Linked DNA regions of Mus musculus: region 2 is linked to region 1. Evidence: chromatin loops called from intact Hi-C (ENCODE). Cell type or tissue: heart. All regions are shown on one strand. Links, peaks and the distances in the headings refer to the core of each region. The heading gives the core; the rest is flanking DNA.

Region 1 (4,358 bases), core at 1,019-3,518:
ATATTAAAACATAATAAAATGCCTAAATTTTTGAAACTGATCTCATGCTTTAAAATCATTAAATTAATAATAATAACTGTACTTCAAATACCACCACCAGCAAAAACTGAGGATTAAGTGGCCAGAGAACAAGGCAGCACAGAATATTCTTTATAATTTAGAGAAAACGGTCAATTGACATCACTTTATTTTGATAATAAGAATTAGATGAAATGGATTTGAATGCATATCCATTAAGCATCATTAATAAAAGAATAAAAAAAGTAGATATAATTTTCAAAATCACAAAGGAAAAGTCAGAATGAAAAAAAAACCTGGCATATGAAAAGGTCTATTAGAAAGGAAAATAAAATAGCAGAAATAAAACCAAGTATATGAATCCTGTTACGAAAATGATTATGATGAATTTTCATCTTGAATCAGAGAATTTATATTAGGTTAAAAAAATCTAATAATTGCATTAGTGTGCCTAGTCAATCCAAAAATACTAAGATAAGGCAATAGGAAAAGATACAGTGGGTGAATTCAAATACTAGGAGAGCAACAGCCGGGCCCTGAACAGGGGACAGAATGGGACTCATGGTTGACTTAGTCAATATAGTAACCATGTTAATTTATTTAGCTAACAAAAGGATCACCAATGGCACTGTAACTTTGCATTCTTCACTGGTGAGTATAAAGAATTGAGTGTAGTTAATCAGAGTTTAGAAAACATGAGAAAGGACTGATACTATAGTGAGGGTGACAGATCAGGTGGACAGAAATAGTAGGTTCAAACAGCATCAGCCACTTGTATAGCCCGGATGGGGAATACACAGCTTCTCTACATCCTCATGGAGCCACATCCTCACGGAGCCACATCCTCACGGAGCCATGTCCTCAGGACATGAATTCCCCCGAGTAACTACACTCCCACCAGTGCCCAGCTTTGGCTCACAAAGACCAGCCAGTGCTTTTGCAAGGTCCTTGGGTGAGGGCTATTGTCATAGGATATTAATGGAGTCTGTGATGAGCATGTCACACGATATGAGGCTGTCAGCATGCACTCAAAAGAGAAGCAGAGAAGCCGGGGACTAGTCACGAGTGCAACTCAACCCCTATACACCCGTTCTTCCGTAGCCATGGGGTTCCCCAGCACTGATGCAATCAAATGGAGTTAGTGTCGCCAATAAGTAGCGTCTCCAGTTTGAGCAGAGCATTGGTTTCCATAGATTCTCACTCCCTCTTGGGTTCCAGGCATGTGGATGTGTTTCTGAATGCTGCTGCCATGGTGTGTGTGTGTGTGTGTGTGTGTGTGTGTGTGTGTGTGTGTGTGCCACTCTCAAAGGCCCCTGTTTAGACGAAGGGATCTTCATTGTAAGTCCTAAACAGTCTTGCAAACACACCCTTGTCATCTAGGCAGGTGCTGGTACTCAGCAGTGAGACCTTTGCAAAGTGATGTCTCACAGCCACAAAGGAGCTAGCTCAAGGGAACGTAAACACCCAACATGCAGTGTGTTGTCAATTAGATTTAGCTTTTTCTAGAGTGCTTTTTTTTTTAATGCAACGTATGGGGTGCACACCTATGAAATAAAAATCGACTTGGCTTAGCAGCAAGCTTAGAATATGATTTCAGGAGTGAGGTGCACTCAAAATGTGACCTGCACGATGTGGTCCCCAGCCCCTTTTTGATACGTGGAAAATGTAAAGATAGACTGCTTTGTAAGCTGCCCATGTAGCATCTTGACAATTACTGGGACTGTGTCTTAAGGGAGCTGGCCTGTCCTCATCTACTTAGTTGAGTCTGACCAGGAAGACTGAGGACCAAAGGTACCTGCAGTTGTTCGAGCCCCACTTGTCACCTGCTATTGAGAGTGACCTTCACCTCTGCCCTGCCTCTCCCCTGGAGAGGCTTGTCTGGATTGACATATGCACACAATCTCATTGTTAGCTCTGTTTGATTTAAATTCATATTGGCTATTTGCAACCATATGATTTCATTCCACACAGCAGTGAAACTTTTTTCTCCAAATATGGACTCCCTGAGTGGTAATGAATAGAGTGGCCTGGGCAGAGGAAACGCAGCCTCCTCCCCGGGTTATTCCAGGGGAAGCCTGGAAGGAAGCAAGCCTTGCTATTTCAGGAAAGCTGATGGGTGCTGCAGCCCAGGCTGCACTGCAGGGCTGGGGCTGGGCGGCAGCTGTGCTCCATCTCAGCTTCAATAGACGGGAGCTGCCAGGTTTACATTGTTTAAACACTTAACTAAATTAGCCATGAAAAGAAGGATGGGAGGAGCCCGGGTTTGTGAGGGAATTCAAGCCTTTCTCTGGCTTCACACATTTAACCACACATACACAGCATGGGATTGCTGGTGGCCAGAATATCTAATTAATATGAGCTCTGGGTTCACAGAGAGATGCTGCCTGAAAGAATAAGGCAGAAAGTAATAGAGTGGGACATCCAATGCCCTGGCCTGGCCCCTGTGTGTGCCTATAGGTATGTGCCTATAGGCGAGCATGCATGCACACACTCACATACACACCACCCATACCACACACACACACTCACACACACACACACTCACATCATGCCCCCAACCCCCAAACACACCCTTACACCCTCTCACCCCCCCACACACACAAGAGAGAGAGAGAGAGAGAGAGAGAGAGAGAGAGACAGATTTTTTTTCAAAAAATTTCCAGATGAAATCTGTAAGACATGGTGTGCACCTTATAGCAAGCTGAAAAGAAAAAACCCAATAATAATAACAAAGATGGCTGCTTCTGGAAGCTGTACCTTCTGGTGACAGGCCAAGGCTCTAGGGATCTGGGCTCACAGGCTGAGCCGAGTGCTGGTGCCACACTTCAGCTCATCAGTGAGGGCTAGCCTGGGCAGCTCACCAATGAGGGCTAGCCTGGGCAGTGAGTTGGAAGCCTAAGGATGAGAAAGCAGGGACTCCAACACGGTGGATAAAAACACTCAAATGAAGGTCGAAGCTGGTGGGTTGAGTGCTCTGAAACACTGAAGGCTCTGACCTGCTTACTGGATTTTTGGTTTACCTACAGCTATCCAGAAGACAATTGATGTAAGAAGGCCAAGTGCGGGCTTTCTCAGTTAAGATTGTGTCTAGTGGATGTCCATGGAGCTCTGTTGTTGAACTTACAGTCTATCATATGTTAATCAAAAGGTTGACTGGAACCACTGGCATATTTATCTGTCATCGATTGACTTCAACCAGGAAGCATGGGGGCAAAAGGTCCTACAGTGGCTGCAGGGCCACTTAAAATATGAAGCTATATGTGAAATGACAGAGTCAGGAGTGGACATAAACTTCAACATGGTAAACTGAGTAAAGGGGAAAAGGCGCTGCTTCCAAGAGTATGGAATGTATGTGTGGAAGAGTCTAAAGTTCAAGTCCACACATACATTCCATGAGAAAAGTATGTATGGGAGACCCGTGTCCAGTAGAGGCAGCATGCAAGAACATGGTGTGGCTGAAGCAAAGTGACTGATGGTCAGGAAGGGCCAGGGCGGGCTCCCTGGAGCAGCGCCAGCAGAAGTTGATCCGGCTCCCTCCAGTCCAGGGTAGTAAGCCCTGTGCCACTGCTAGACCAGCCCTGGGCCATTCATTGCTAGACCCTCCCTGGGCCGTTGTGAGACATGCCCTGGGCCATTGGGAAACATGTCCTGGCCCATGGATGAGGCGTTTCTGGTACCGTGAGTGGCAAATAGATAAGTCCCTCCCACAGAACTCAGGGAAGGGCCTGATCTGTTCAGTCCTCTTTCAGAAACACAAAAACCGCTTCCTCTGAATCACGACACGATCCTAGGTGGGAAACTTTCAACCTTCAGCCTGGGAGTCTTTCTAGGGACTGAATCTTGCTGAGGTGATGAGGGCATTTTCCGGCTCCAGTCTGTCGGCTCCCGTCTTCTGTGCTGAGGCCGGCCTCTTGGGACCTGACACCTGGACAGGTGTGCAGGATCCATGGTCCACGCCCAGAGCATCAGCCTTGCGGATGTGTGCTCTCAGCTCCAGATTTGGAGGCCCCACGGCACTTGTTTTGGGGGTGGCAATGGAATCGTGTTAGCACTTCTAGGGCTTAGGCTGGGGAGACTTGCAGAGCTGTGTAGTCTCTGCTTGTTTCTCAGTGAGAAGCTAGGCTAAACCCCGTACTAGATGTAGATAGTGGAAACCCAGTGTGAAACGGATTTTCTAGGTTGCAGGATTATGCATCCGTGTTTCCCGGGGTTTCTATGGAAAGATATTTGATATTATTTGCTACTCTATTAAAGGGGCTGGAGAGATGATTCGGTGGTTAAGAGGATTGGTTGCTCTTCTGGAGTACCTGGGTTTGATTCTCAGCACCCACATGGTAGCT
Region 2 (4,358 bases), core at 705-3,204, 200 kb after region 1:
TCTTTCAGGTACACTTGAGAAAGATGTACATCCTACCACTGTTGGATGAAATAGATGAGCACAGTGTCTGGTGTGACTGAGTTGCTTACTGTGCTCTGCAGTCATCTTTTTCCCTGTTGCCCTAGTTGCTGTAAAGGGAGGCTTTAGTCCTGTGAGTTGTTATATTGAACTATCTATTTCTCCTTTCAGCTCCTATAGGTTTTCTTCAAGTATTTTAAAGCTATGATGTTAGGTGCATGAATGTTTATGTTTTTATTTCTTTATAGTGAATATTTTTCATAAATCACATTTATCATAGAGTATTTTTCATTATTAATTTTTGTCTTAGGGTGAACAGATTATTAGACAGATGTTCTAGTTGTTCTTCAGTTACTAAGCTTACAATACAGAGACAAAGTTTGGAGCTGTGATGAAAGGATGGACCATCTAGAGACTGCCATATCTGGGGATCCATCCCATAATCAGCTTCCAAACTCTGACACCATTGCACACACTAGCAAGATTTTGCTGAAAGGACCCAGATATAGCTGTCTCTTGTGAGACTATGCCGGGGCCTAGCAAACACAAAAGTGGATGCTCACAGTCAGCTATTGGATGGATCACATGGCCCTCAATGGAGGAGCTAGAGAAAGAACCCAAGGAGCTAAAGGGATCTGCAACCCTATAGGTGGAACAACATTATGAACTAACCAGTACCCCGGAGCTCTTGACTCTAGCTGCATATGTAACAAAAGATGGCCTAGTTGGCCATCACTGGAAAGAGAGGCCCATTGGACTTGCAAACTTTATATGCCCCAGTACAGGGGAACGCCAGGGCCAAAAAGTGGGAGTGGGTGGGTAGGGGAGTAGGGGAGGGGTATGGGGGACTTTTGGGATAGCATTGGAAATGTAAATGAGGAAAATACCTAATTAAAAAAAGAATACCCCCCCCAAAAAAACTGTTCCGGAAGCTTTACTTTCAAGCTTTATGTTATTATTGAACTTAAAATATGTCTTTCATGGTAGCATCTAGGTGACTGGTGTGACGCATACACATCTCTTCCTTCTTTAGAATCTTCTTTTGTGTCAAAACACTTTTAATTATATCATTTAATCCCTCTTGCATTTTATTTTGCTATATTTTATTGAATCAATTTTTAGAAGCTGAGAATTACAAATAAGATGTTGAATTAGTTTTAGTTTGGAAAAAAGAGAACACTTGAAAATTTGGTAGATGATGGTTGATAGTGGCACAAAATATGAATGAAGTTAAAGCCTTTGTAACAGTTGCCTTCTGCTGCTGTGATAAAAAACATTTTGACTAAAAGCAACTTAGAGGAAAGACAGGTTTATCTTGGCTCACAGCAGTGACTCTCAACCTTCCCAGTGCTGTGATCCTTTAATAGAGCTCCACATGTTGTGGTGACCCCAACCATAAAATTATTTTGTGGCTACTTCATGACTACAATTCTGCCACTGTTATGAATCAGAATGTAAATATATGATATGCAGTATATCTGATGTGTGACCTCCAAAGGGTTTCTGACCCACAGGTTGAGAACCATTGTCTTACAGGTTACAGTTCATCATCAAGGGAAGCTGGGGCAAGAACAGAAGAATAGGAAACCATGGAGGAACAGCACTTGCTGACTTGCTGGCTAGCTCACACTTTGCTCTATCATTCTTATATAGCTCAAGACATCTGCCCAGGGGATGATGCTACCCACAGTGAACTGGGCACATTGAGTTCAAATAACAATTACGATAATCCCCCACAGGCCAATCTTATCTATATAATTTCTCACTTGAGACTTTCCTTTCAGATGACTCTAGGCTGGATCAAATTGACAAGCAAAGCTAATTAGGCCTGCCACTGAACTTAGCTAACTTGAGTTATTATGACATGGCAACTATGTAAATCAGATTGAATCTTATTCTGTAAATTTCCTGTTGTTGATACTGTTTGCTGTTTGTTAGTGACTAAAATCTAGCTAACCTTTGGGTAGCTGGAGATTAGACAGATTTCCTTAAATGTCTTGAAGAAATAAGGCTTCCACTCTTGTCAAGCTATGTTAGGATATGTCTTCAGTGTCCCTGCTCCTGATAACTGTCCCTTGGGCCTCATTTAATGATTTCCTCTCAACAGTAGCCAAAGTTGAGAAGTTGGGTTCTTTTCAGGTCTCTCCTGGGTGTGTACCGAGCCCATACACAAAGCCTTCAGATTCCCAGAAATATGTCAGAGCTTTTCAAAGCCACTTATGGGCATCCCATTCTCCAAGTTTTCCTTTGAAATATTTTGGCTAGCCTTGCTTTTGCCCAACTATTGTTCAAGTAGCCAGGATGTTAAACAATTGAAATGATTTTTTTTTTCACAAATGCCTGGAGACAGGATTCTATTCATTGAGAAAGTCTTAAATTTGGTCAAATAAAAATAAACTCTTTAATGAAATTGTTTCATGGAGCTATCAGATAGGTGAGGTAGGAATGACAAGGTATTTGGGGCATCCAGAACCATCCTCATCTGTTATATCATAGAAGCTCCATGACATTTTCTGTATTTCCCACAGATCTGTGGCTTCTGGTTTCCGTAGTTAGTGAAGATTGGGAAGAGAAAATTAAAATGCTTTGAAAGATCTCTTTTTATTGAGTTCTAGGCATCTTAGATACCTGAAAAAGTCAATTTTGACATAGTTTTCCATGAGTAGAGGATTTTAGGATCTTGTTTTCTTCACAATTTTCCCAGGATAGGCATAAAATAATAATAGAATTGATCATTTATAATGAGATATTACCATCAGTAGACCAAGTTCTCCAATTGGCATGGTGGCACACACTGATAATTCCAGCATTCAGAAGGCCAAGATGGTTAGACTATAAGCTTCAGGTCAGCCAAGTCTATATGACCAGACCTTGACTCACGAATAAAAAAGAAACAATAACAACAAATTAAACTAAAATAATTATGAATAACATTTTAGTTTTCCGACACTGTAATTCAGTAGTAAGTAAAAGAAAAGAAAAAATATCACTAAGGATATTTGAGCAACATGAAGAACAGAATGATGGGTAGAATTTCATAGGATCCTGCATCTAATAGTAGCAGGAGACTTGTTCAAATACACATTGAATATTTGTAAGGGAAGACCATCTTTTGGGCTCAAGTACCAATATCTTTATAAGCATTTTTTTCTAGTGTTGAGACTTCTAAATTCTTTTTTCTTCATTTATTAGTTCTTCAAGATTTTTGTTCAATATATTTTCATCACATTCACCCTCTCCTCATATTTATCCCCCACTTTCCTACCCACCAAAATGTGCATACCGTTTCTTTAATTAATTAAATAATTAATTACATCTCAAATGCTGCTCCCTCCCACTCTCCCCTCACAGAGTTTCTCCCCCTATCTCCTCTCCCCTTTGCCTCTGAGAGAGCACCCCCTCCTTGGTATCCTAACACCCTGGTGCACCAAGTCTCTGCAGGATTAGGTGCATCCTCTCCCACTGAGGCCACTCATGGCAGCCCTCGGCTACATGTGTGCCTGGCGTCTCAGACCAGCCAATGAATACTCTTTGGTTGGTAGCTCAGTCTCTGGGAGCCCCAAGGGGTCCAGGTTAGTTGACGCTATTGATCTTTCAGTGGGGTCGCCATCTCCTTGTGGGTCTTCAATCCTAACTCTTCCTTAGGAGTCCCTGACCTCTGTCCAATGTTTGTCTGTGAGTAGCTGTATCTGTCTCAGTCAGCTGCTGGGTAAAGCCTCTTAGAAGGCTGCTATGCTAGGCTCCTGTCTGCAAGCATAACATAGCATCACTAATAGTGTAAGGGATTGGTGTCTGCCCATGGGATGAATCTCAAAGTAGGCTGGTCAGCCATTCCTTCTGCTCCATCTTTGTCCTTGCATTTCTTTTAGACAGGACCAATTTTGGGTCAACAGTTTTGTAGGTGGGTTGGTGTCCCTATCCCTTCACCGGTGGTCCTGTCTGGCTACTGGAGATGATCTCTTTAGGTTCCATATCCTCAACAGTTGGCATTTCAGCTAAGGTCACCTTCATTGACTCCTGGGGAGCCTCCCTCATCCATGGCCTCTGGGTCTTTGGGACTTCCTAGAGAATATCCCAACTCTCACCTCCAGCAGCTGCATATTTCCATTCATTCTCCTGGCCCTCTGGAACTCCGTCCTGTCTCTCCTTGGGCACATTAAATCTAATAGAAGAGCAAGTGGGAAACAGCCTTGAACACATTGGCACGGGTGAAAAATTTCTGAACACAACACTAATGGCTCAGGCTTTAAAGTCAAGAACTAATAAATAGGACCCCATGAAACTGAAAAGTTTCTGTAAGGCAAAGGACACTCAATAGGACAAAATTGCAGTCCACAAGT

Evidence for each region. A loop is a pair of places that touch in the nucleus more often than their neighbours do. Peaks named below come from ENCODE experiments on the same cell type or tissue, not always from the same donor. Only the 100,000 strongest peaks of a DNase experiment are listed, where the experiment ranks them.
Region 2: it touches region 1 in a loop (2.2-fold over the local background); 3 of 42 quality-filtered maps call a loop at or near these places.

Annotation. Positions count from the first base shown.
Region 1 is chr6:117,550,324-117,554,681 of GRCm38, reverse strand. No RefSeq gene overlaps it. Among named protein-coding and RNA genes, the nearest start is that of Gm9946, 7.2 kb to the left of the region's middle. In heart, for the core only: a CTCF peak has its summit at 2,164; a DNase peak (open chromatin) is centred at 2,131; H3K27ac peaks cover 1,122 bases.
Region 2 is chr6:117,345,377-117,349,734 of GRCm38, reverse strand. No RefSeq gene overlaps it. Among named protein-coding and RNA genes, the nearest start is that of 6820426E19Rik, 150 kb to the left of the region's middle. In heart, for the core only: no CTCF peak of the experiment used is centred there; a DNase peak (open chromatin) is centred at 2,144.